Regions from separate parts of the Mus musculus genome. Here region 1 is linked to region 2. A link is a loop called in an ENCODE intact Hi-C map of the cell type or tissue named here. Cell type or tissue: gastrocnemius. All regions are shown on one strand. Links, peaks and the distances in the headings refer to the core of each region. The heading gives the core; the rest is flanking DNA.

The links. A loop is a pair of places that touch in the nucleus more often than their neighbours do. Peaks named below come from ENCODE experiments on the same cell type or tissue, not always from the same donor. Only the 100,000 strongest peaks of a DNase experiment are listed, where the experiment ranks them.
Region 1: it touches region 2 in a loop (2.4-fold over the local background); 5 of 42 quality-filtered maps call a loop at or near these places.

The regions. Positions count from the first base shown.
Region 1 is chr3:79,472,455-79,477,826 of GRCm38, reverse strand. All of the region lies in intron 14 of Fnip2 (folliculin interacting protein 2), which reads left to right. Among named protein-coding and RNA genes, the nearest start is that of Gm36442, 37 kb to the left of the region's middle. In gastrocnemius, for the core only: a CTCF peak has its summit at 2,425; DNase peaks (open chromatin) are centred at 1,633 and 2,740; H3K4me3 peaks cover 378 bases; H3K27ac peaks cover 4,027 bases.
Region 2 is chr3:79,283,803-79,289,174 of GRCm38, reverse strand. It overlaps 6430573P05Rik (RIKEN cDNA 6430573P05 gene), which reads right to left and starts at 2,320. Exons shown (of 2, transcript NR_165170.1): 1 at 1,366-2,320; 2 at 1-796. It also overlaps a transcript of Rapgef2 not described here. In gastrocnemius, for the core only: a CTCF peak has its summit at 2,444; DNase peaks (open chromatin) are centred at 1,867, 2,424, 2,596, 3,727 and 1 more place; H3K4me3 peaks cover 4,553 bases; H3K27ac peaks cover 4,403 bases.

The DNA of each region.
Region 1 (5,372 bases), core at 228-5,227, 190 kb before region 2:
CACAACTCATGACATTTTGTCATTTTTAAAAATGGGTCATCAATTCTGCTTTCTGAATATTCAATTTTCATTGTGACATCTAGCTCTGCAGTTCTTGTGTTTGAGAAAATAGCCATGCCTTCATGGTCATTCCTCTTAGAGCTTTTCCATTTTCATTTTCTCCCTTTTAAAAACAGCATTTTTACATTGTAGGAGCTCTCATTTTTTTATATAGTCATCTTGAGAGGTTAAATTTTATTAGGCATACTAATTTATTTTGTGTGGTATGAGTGCTTACAAAATGCAGTCATGTGCATAGTGCTATAGGAAATTGTAAAGGACTCATAAAAATATCTTCAAGTTTTAATAATTTCATATGTTCAGATAACATTAGTAGATTTCCAATTTCATTTAACAAACTCATCATCACGAGTTCTGCGTTTGTTTGTTTGTTTGTTTGTTTGAGACAGACTCTCGCTGTGTAGCCTCAGGCTCTGAGCAGTCCACCAGCACCTGCCTCCCAAGCCCTGGGATTCGAGTGGGGCGCCATCAAGGTGGTCCTGAGTTTTGATTTTGAAGCGGAGTTTCATGTAGACTGCCTCTCTAGCTCACACTCTGGTCTGTAACAGTGTTGTTCTGTTTTTACTTTAAAAGGCACTCAACTTCCATTTACAAATACTTGAGAAATAAGGGTATTTTTAAAACATTGGTGAGTTGACCATTTTAAGGAACAGTGGTTTTCTGAGCTGAGAACACTGTCAGGAAAAGAAGCGGCAATTTGAGAGGTATGCATGTCCTGTGCACTGAGAACTTGTGGGGCAAGTGGGGTCAAGCCCGTGCACCACTTGCTTTCACAGTCTGATTTGCGGGTATAAATAATTCCAGTCTCAGGGCTGGAGAGATGGCTCTGTGGTTAAGAGCACTGACTGCTCTTCCGAAGGTCCTGAGTTCAATTTCCAGCAACCACATGGTAGCTCACAACCATCCCTAATGAGATCTGATGCCCTCTCCTGCGTGTCTGGACAGCTACAGTGTACTTAGATATAATAATAAAGAAATCTTTAAAAAAATAATAATAATAATTCTAGTCTCATGCCAGACTTTGGGACTTGTAATTCCTTTTCAAGAAGGATTTTGAATAACTTTGTAAAAAACAATTGTTGTAACTTATTGATCTTTTTTTTTGACTCATGCATGATTTAGGTTATACAATCTGGCTTTATAAATGTGCATTGTATAATCTTAGCAGACTAGTTTTCTTTGGAGCACAAGGAAATTTCTTCCTAGAACATCCAGCATCAAGAGTATCTTCATTCTTTTTTTTTTAAATCCTAGTCTCTTACAAAACTTTTACTGTTTACTTTCCTGGCTTTCATTGCCTTTTAAATACTAGGACCCAGGTTTTCTCGGTGTGTGACACATGCTGTTTTTCAGTCTGACATTTGAATTCTTTCCTCCTGATGCATGTTACCCAGCTGCTAACAGTTTAAGGTAACTTTGCTATCAATTAGACATATACTTTCCTTCACCTTCCTCTTCACTGAGTGCAAGGGGACGGACACAGGCATGAGCCAGCAATACTTCACCCTGTGGCCCTCCAGCAGCCTTGTCTGTCTTCTCTGTCCCATCTGCCAATGAGTGCTGCCAACTAGGCACTGTTGGTGACCAAAATGAAGGCAGAGGAGGGCAATAGACCAACACCAGCAGCACTGGCTTGGCTCTGATCCCTGATGTCACTACTCACTGAGACTTCCAACTACATCAGCTAACGTTACTTAAACCTCAGGAGGATTTAGAGGACATCAGAACAAGGAAACTGTGATGCAGTGGGTAAGAGTTTGCTTCCCAGGTTGGGGAGGAAGCTCAGTAGGAGAGTGCTTGCCTGGTAAGCATGAAGACACGTTTGCTCTTCAGGACCCACGCAAAAAAGACTGGGTGTGGTGGCAGGTGCTTATAATCCAGACCGGGGAGGCAGAGGTGGGAAGATCCCTGTCACTCACTGCTGGCCAAGCCCAGCCTCCTCAGTGAGGTCCTCATGAGAGAACATGTCTTGAGACACAAGATGGATGCACCCACAGAACAGCACCTGAGTTTGACCTCTGGCCTACGTTTGCAAAGCTGGGCCTCCAAAGCGGCCTCCTAGGTCTGAACCATCGCTCAGCTCCTAATGTCGTTGTGGCCTTTGGGGGAAGTGTTCATCCTATAAAATAAAGCGTACTGATGTCATTTAAGTTTGAAAGTCCTGTAGTCCACATCAAGTGTTGAGCACGGTGCCTGGTGTACACTACTAAGCACCTGGTAACTGTTGACCATTTAAACATGAAATGTGAAAAAGTCTTGTAAATGGAAAAAGTAGTGCGAGATGTTATTAACAGGTAGCCATCGCTGTGTTAAAACAGAATTACTTGGTATCCTCAACACTCTTGTTTGCTTGTGGGTGGTAGACACCTGCAGGAGGCGACTGAGCTGAGCCCTTTGTCATGGAACAAGTAGCTGGCTGTCTTCTCTTACATTAGGTAAGGTCATCAGGACTAAAATTGGCATCATCACAGTGATCTAGGCTTCAGGCACTTTTCAGACTAATCTATAAATAACAGTTGGATATAGCAGCCTGTTCCATTTAATTTTAAGAGTAGCAACAGATTGACTCCAGAAATATCACATAGGAGTCAGTAGCACAGATAAGGCGCTTTGCTGAAAGCCTGGCTGTGATACATGCTCATGAATACTAATTAATTCATGTGGGCAACCAACCAGCCAGACTACAAAAGAACAGCCTGTCCCATCAGACAAGAAATCATTACTTAAGTAGCGCATAGTATTAAATGCCTCAGGTCAAATCAACAGGTTAGAGAGGAAACCGTTTTGGATGAGTCTTGTTTACGACACCCTGGCTGTTTTCATTTCTCTAGGATACATTAGTAACTTGGGCCTGCAGCTCTGCCTTCTGCAGCTGGCGCCCTGAAGCAGCCCCACTGGGACTGGGAGATGTGTTCAGAGGGCTTTTAAATGAACTCAGTTATGTTGTTGCTTGTCTTTTCAGACATCATCTTACCATGTAGCCCAGGTGGGCCTCGAGCTTGCAATCCTCTTATGATCTTCTCGAGTTCTGGGGTTATAGGCATGTGTCACCATGCCCATCTCACTTGTCTGTCCCCCTCTTTCCCTCCTTCCCACGTACTAGACATGTGCTCACTGACCTATTACCTCCAACTCTTAAAATACATGTTTGACCTATAACTGGATTTTGATGACCATCTTTTAGTAATAAAGAGGATAGATATCCTTACAGATGGTCAGGATTATTATTTAGTGAGACCTTTGCACATTGTGAGTATATATGTACATGCCTTCATACATGTATGTACACATGTTCACATGTCTACCGCCATGTGTCTCTTCTTCCCATAGGCCTGCAGTTACCGTGAAGCAGAAACAGACTTGGGTTCTTTGTATTCTTAGTGTGTCGTCTGGTGCATGAACAGTGCTTGTTCTTGTTAGATAACTTCATAAAACCGAGTTTAGAGCATTGTATGTTTCTTACTGGAGCGGAAACGCTCGTGGGAATATGCCTTCTTCTAGGGTAAAGAGAAATGTGCAGAATCTTTCTTTCGAGTCCTGAAGAGGAAGAGTGATGTGTATGACGTGACGCTTGCAGCTCTTTGCTTTCATTTCATATCCTTTTAAGGTTTTTTATTTTTATTTTTATGGGTATAGGAGTTCTGCCCGCATAGGCCGGAGGAGGAGCAGGAGTTACAGGTGGCTGTGTGAGTGGCCATGGGGGTGCTGGAGTTACAGGTGGCTGTGTGAGTGGCCATGGGGGTGCTGGGAACCCAAGTCCTCCAGAACAGTGTCTGGCTTTGTCTTGTTTGTTTTGCGTACTTCCTATTGATGCTTCATGAATTTCGCATCATGCACCCCAACCCCACTCATCTCTCATCCCTTCACACCCGTCCTCCGCCCTTGCAACCTCTCTGCACAAGGAAAAGGAAAAAGATCCTGTCGTGAAAGCTGTAGTGTGCGACAGTGTGTCCCACAATAGGCCCTTTTGTCCTCACTTCTTTACTTGCAAATAAGTGCTCATTGCAATGAGCCATTGGCCTGGTTCAAGGCCTCTGGCTCCTGCTTCCCTATCAGTGCTATATCCGCACTGAGACTCCTCTCAGATATCCTGTTGTTGCCTTGTGACGTGGAGCTCCTGCAGCCAGCTTTGGATCTGTAGGCCTGGCTCCTGGAACAGTCTTCTTAACCCAGCCATCTCTACAGCTCCCTGTGTTTATTTTCTGTACTTAGAGGAGACTAAGGTCTTTTGGACTTTCTGTCTCTTCTGCATACTGTTTCAGAGCTGAACACATGTCTACTTTCACTTTCTCATTTTCTTTCTAGTATGAGATACTTATACATTTATGTCAGCCTCCACGAAAAGCTACAAACCTTCTCTGGCATTGAAGGCACACAGTTCATCACGTGACTTGCTTTTGGGGACTCTGCGACCTTGCACACCGTGTTGCACCTTCAAACAGAATCTGGTCTCAGCTTGGCAGTTGAGCTGTGGCCACAGGTTGAATATGGGCATTAGCCCAGGGAGCAGAGTGAGCAGAGCCACGAGCCCAGCCCGCAGAGGCCGGGCTTTTCAGCCCTCCCTCCAGCTGTCATGCTGTTCACAGTGCCCCTTTCCTTCCCTGTGCCCATAGTGATCATGGTGTCTTGTGGTTCTCAGAGGCCCCCACCTCCCCACAGGTCAGAGTGACTGCTGCTCTTGCTGTCTGTCCTTCCTTTCCTCTTAGTTTATGGGATCTTGCTTTGTAGCCCACGCTGGTCTTGGATGTGAGCTGTTCTTGTCTGACCTACTAAGTGTTGGGAATCCAGCCATGCACCCTTGTCTCTTCTCATATGACAATTCTTCATTTTTTAAAAAAGATTGATTGATTGATTGATTGATTACATGTAAGTACACTGTAGCTGTCTTCAGACACTCCAGAAGAGGGAGTCAGATCTCCTTATGGGTGGTTGTGAGCCACCATGTTGTTGCTGGGATTTGAACTCATAACCAGTCAGAGCTCTTAACCGCTTAGCCATCTCTCCAGCCCACAACTCTTCATTCTTAAGTGACTAACACTAAACCTGTTTCTAAGAGAGAAATTCTGCTAAACAAATGCAGATAGCAGTGTGAAGTATAGTTGTTTCTTCTGAGTCTTCGCATGCACTAGCAGTCTGGAGGCAGCCTCTTAGGTTTGCTGGCTGGCTTGGCTCTCCATGGTTGAAGGACGTAGGCTGGAGAGGAGAGTTATGCAATGGCAGGCTTACTTTATCTGTTGAAACTCACTGCAGTGCTTTTATACAGTAGGCATGTCTATTACTCAGAGCCTCAAGTGAAATTCCAGCCACACAGT
Region 2 (5,372 bases), core at 83-5,082:
ATTTCTTTAGAAACAGCATGGAAGCTCGTGTGCCTGAGGAACTGAGTAGGGAACATAGTGGATATGAGAGTAGGTCAGAAGAGGTCACAGGTTGGAGGACTAGGTTCAGGGGTCATTGAGGCCACAGAGTTCTAGGCTTGTGGGATGAATGTCATGGAAGATAAGCAGTGACTCACGGGAGCACATTTACACCGGCTGCTGTCATGAGAATGGGCTACTCAGAGGAAAACAAACTAACAAATAAACAAGAAACAAAGAAACAAGAAAGGAGGGAAGGAAGAAAGAAAGAAAGAAAGAAAGGAAGAAAGAAAGGAAGAAGGAAAGAAAGAAAAAGGGTACTAGGGATATAACTATAGAAAAATGCAATCAGAGGGTTGTAGTGCTTTGGACCATGATCACTGTAGGAAAGGTGGTAGGGACTGGAATACACATCTATTAGAACTTTGAAAGTTGAGGTAGAAGGCTGTACCAAACTTTGTTGCATAGAGGAGAAAGAAATTAAGAAGATACTAGGATGAACCCTGGGGAACCTGGATGGTGATAATGGTGTCTTATTAATTGGGACATTTAAGGCTGTGGATGGGGGATGTTTGGGACAAGAAAAGTGGAACCAGATTTGTACACACACACTCTGAAATGTCGCATAGACTCCAAATGGGGAATGTCGGGTATATGTATTTTGCAGATCATTGGGTTTAAAATTCTCTTTTTCTGTTATTTTGCTTTTGAAGTGGAGGTTTAGCCTGGAGAATTCAAGTTGCTGCTCTAGGACTTCAGATAAAGCAGGAAGCAGTTGCTGTAAAAGCAATAAAACCGGACTTATTAGATATACTTTGTAACTTAGACTCAGTTCTCTAAATTTTGGCCCCCGCAGATCCTTTCTTTTTGGAAGTTATGCAATCCGTTTAGCGCTGTGCTGGCGAATTTAAGGACTTCCTCCCCTACTAGCTGACAGCCTGTCCCAATTGCTTACAATAATAAACTGGATATCGAAAAATATGCTTGAAAAAAAGGTTTTTAAGTTTGAATAACAATTGTCTTTAGTCTCCACACAGACTTCAAACACTGCAATCTTCTTTGAGGCTGACGCTGCACACCTCAAGCCTGGTCAGGAAGGGATGAACTCCCAAGAGCAGGGACATCTTAACACACTAATATGGGCTTTGTACCGGGCAAGTCTGGATTGGAAACTCGCGATCCTGAGAAGGTGCTCTGCCCAGTGGAAGGCAAAGTCCGACCTAGGATTATTCATTCTTGATTATGTCAGAGAACTTGCTGTCTTGGCCTCTAGATTACAACGGGCTGACCTGGTGTTTTCTTGTCCGATGTGATACCAGGTCTGGAGTTGGAAAGCCACATTCCTACCTGACTAACGCAGGAGTCATTTAAGGGTTTAGATGTCAGTGAGCGCGGAAGGTAGGAGAGCAACGTTGTCCTTGCAGTCACTACAAATAAACAGAATCCAAGGATGGTTAATGTTGCCACCGAAGCAAAATCCCAGTCAGCCCTAAGCTTTGGGAAGACCTGCCACTGCAGCCGAGTCCTCACAGGGACCTCTCCCGGGTGGGGTCAGCTTCCAGCCCGGGAAGAGGCGGGAGACGTGCCGCAAGGCCTGGGATGTGGGGTCTAGGCCAGAGAGTCGGGGTGCGGCCGCTCAGCTATGGGATCAACGATCGCAACAGCCCCGGCTGTCCTGGCTCCCACCGCACCTGGCCCCGGCAGAACGCGGCTCTCAGCGAGGGCGCGGCCCCGCCAGGCCAGCGATGGGGCGGGCCGGCGCCACGGGGCGCTCCGCCCCCGATGATGCGGCGGCCTCCGACTGGCCCCCGGCCCGTCACTCACTCCTCACCATGGTTGCAGCACAAAGCAACAAGCCCCGGAGGCCGCTTCCTCCCTGAAGAGTGGCTCCGGCGGCCGCCGAGGCGCAGGAGAAGGAAGAGGCGGGGAAGAGGAGGCGGTCGCCGTTCAGCAGACGCTTGGCGGGGCTGCGCGCTCCGCTCTCGGCCTCGCGCCCGCCGGGGACCCGTGTCTGGCCCGCCGCGCCCGCCCGCCGCACGGACGACGCACAAAGTTGCCTAGAGCGCGGGGGCCGCGCGGGGAGCAGCCGCGCTCAGGCGCCGATGGGGGCGGGCGGCTGGAGCTGCGCGGCCCGCGGGGATGCAGCAGCAGTCGGGAGGCGCGGCCGACAGTAGACGGAGGCGCGGCGCGGCCACGGCGGCCGAGGCCAGCGGGCTCGGTGGCTCCCAGACCTGAGCCGGGCTCACCAGGCTCAGCGCGCGGCCCTCCCTCTCGACCGGCGCGCGAGGACCCGGGACGCGTCAGAGCGAGCGCGGCCGGAGCGGGTAGAGCCAGGGCCCCGCCGGAGAGGCTCCGCCCGCCGTCGCTTGCACCTCCCTAAAAATAACTCGGCCCGCCGGGGCCAGCGCGATCCGCGACCGATCGGGAGCGCTGCCGGGCAGTCGCTGAGTCCGAGTCTACGGACAGCAAGCCGCGAGGAGGAGGAGGGCAGCTCCGGGCTGCACGGACCTTTCGTGCTGTCTGCGCCCCGGCCCCGCGCCTGGGCTGGTTTGCCTCGGGCAGTGGCGCTGGGCCGGGAGGCCGGCGAGTGTGTGGAGCGGACCCGGTGCGCCCCGCAGGGGGAGATGGCGTCCTACGTGGATAATAGCTTCCGCCAAGCGGTGATGAAGAACCCCGCCGAGAGGACCCCCCAGGTGAGACGCGCCGCCACCCGCCGTGGGGTTGGTGTCTGCAGACTGCGCCCTTCCAGTGCCCCGGCACTCCTCTGCTGGGGAAGCATCCCATTTCCCCCATCCAGGACCTTCCCTGCCCCAACTTCCAAGGGCATTCTTTTCAGACTGTTCTGCGATTGCTGCCCTCTCCTCTGCTGTCCTTTTCGTTGCGCTCCCCGTAGCTGACCTTGCCTGCGCCTTTGCGGGACTAGTTGTCTATAGGGTATGCCTTTCTCCGGCCACACTCCTTGGGGTTGAGTCTTGGGGTCAGGTCTCAGCTCCTCTCGGCCGGGTACTCTTGTCACCCTGACTGCAGGCTCAGTTACTCTCTTGCATGTATCCCATCTTTAGAGTTTAGGGGTGTTTAATGAGCTGTAAGCAGGAACTTGCAGGGTTGTGCGATGAACTGACTGGCCTAGGTGGGCCTTGTAAAGTGAAAGCCTGTCTTTAGTTACTACTTTACTTTCTTGAAAGAGGAATGTTGTTATCCATCGAAAGGAAAAAGTTGACAGGCCAGCGCTTTTCATTCCAATTGTAGATGTAAGTGCAGAACAGGCGTATTCGACTCCGTCTTCTTCGCAGGGCAGATTCTTTCGGTTTGCACAATATGGTCAAAATTAGATGAGTGGTTAACGTTTATACAATTGTTTATCCTCAGGTTTTTTTTTTTATTTTTAAACGGAGGGATAGCTGGTGGGTTAGATTTGATTTTTCTTAGATTGGATTAGCGAGGGAGGAGTGTTATAAAAAATGTGGTTTGATTTCCGTTGCTTACTGGCTACATGACGTAGATTCCTAAATGTTGGGATGGCGACTACAGGCGATCCTGCTTGCCAACCCTGCAGGCAAAGAAGATCTACAGATCCTTGGGGCCAGCAAAAACAGCGAGGATCCGATACTTGACAAAAGTTGCTTTGCTTGTCTGGGGATGGGATGCCATCTGTCCAAATCCAAGTGCTGCCCATCTCTGATGATGATTATTTAATGGGCGAGAGACTAGAATAAAAGCGAATCTTCCATTGGCTGCTTTTGGACAAGCCCCAAGAACGGCACCTGGTACTGTTGTTCTTGATGGTTTTCCTTTTGCTTGGTGGAGCTGTCACTTGTGGGATATGAATATAGATTACACTTGCCAAGCCTGGGAGATGGACTGTAATCGCATAAGAACGTTCACTTCACGTCTTCAGAAGTACCTACTCCAAAGGGCAGTTTTTATCAGGCACTGAGCATGCACGCCTTTGATCTGCTCCCTTCTCTGGTGGTGGTATAGCTGCCCTTCATGTGTCTTCATCATCTCTATTTGTTAAAACGGTCACTTATACCCATTTTCTGCTCTTGAAAAGACACTGCCAGTTTATTGTGTAGGCAAAGCAACTTTCACGCGATCTCTCAGTTCTTTTCAAGAACAGAGTTTGAAATGGCCAAGTGAAATTACACATGCAAACCGAACAAGGATAGTCAGTGATGTCCGAGGCCTGGTGTAGAAATGGGGAGGGTGAAATGGGGTGCTAGGTTGATTAGTTAGAATAACAGTGGAACCTACTGTCAGGTAGGGAGGGCTGTGCATGCGTGTGTGTGTGTGTGTGTGTGTGTGTGTGTGTGTGTAGGGGTGGGGAGGTAGAGATGGTGGGTTACCAAATAAGTCTGGAAGAGGCACACCTTCCACTTGGACAGCCTGTGGATTGGCCAAGTAAATAGGCTGTTGTTAGACTACTATGTTCCCCCGCCAGTGGTGTGGAATATAGAAACCAACCTAACAGAGGACTCTTGGCCCAGTGAGAAAGTGGGCGGGTTACTATATACCCAGCTAGCTAAAAGCTCCATTGAGAATCTGGGAGCTGTCTTTACCCCACCTGACCTCAGGAGAAGCAAACAGAGAAACTGCCAAACATGGTGAACATTCTTAAGTGTCAGCCCTGTTAACTTTGATGTTCATTTGGTTTTTACCAGTGTGAACCCCCCAGCTCTGTTTATCGCTTTAAAGAGAAATTAGTTTGAACTATGAGTGCTTTTCCATCCTTCCCTAAGTTGTCAGAAGTAATTTATCCAGAAGTTGGAATTCTCCTCGAGTAGAAAACAGGCAGTGTTGGTTGCACCTGTGGGAGCTTTTCCATATGTGGTATATTCTCATAGATGCTTGAGTGTTTCTGTAATATGAGTAAAAACAACATGGTGGTATCGCTTGATTCAACTGGAAGAACAAGAATTAGGGAAGCTTTGCTGTGGAGTATCCTATTTCTGAAGACTGACTTTGATAAAGGAGTTTGTGTGACAGGCAAAACCGCAAGGTTCTGGAAAGGAATGAATGAAAGCATTTATTTACTTATTTATTCTTGTTGGGTCTAGCTCCTCCTCCCTTCCCTAGCCGGCCTTACCAGACTCTTTGAAGACAAGTTCTGGATTTAGGTTAGTCAGTTGCTTGAAAGTAATTTTGCTAACTACCCTAGTGTAGCAAGTTAAGCAGTTGGTGACTGTTGCTTCTGGGGCTGGAGAGTCTTAGGGACTTTGACACTTAAGAACTTTTCATATGTATCTGGAAAGTGGCAAGCTACTCCCAGAGGGAAGGTAGGCAGTAAGGAGAAACACACGGAGAAATTATCACCTGAGATTTTAGCCAAGAGGCTTCCAGTATTTCAGCTGGTA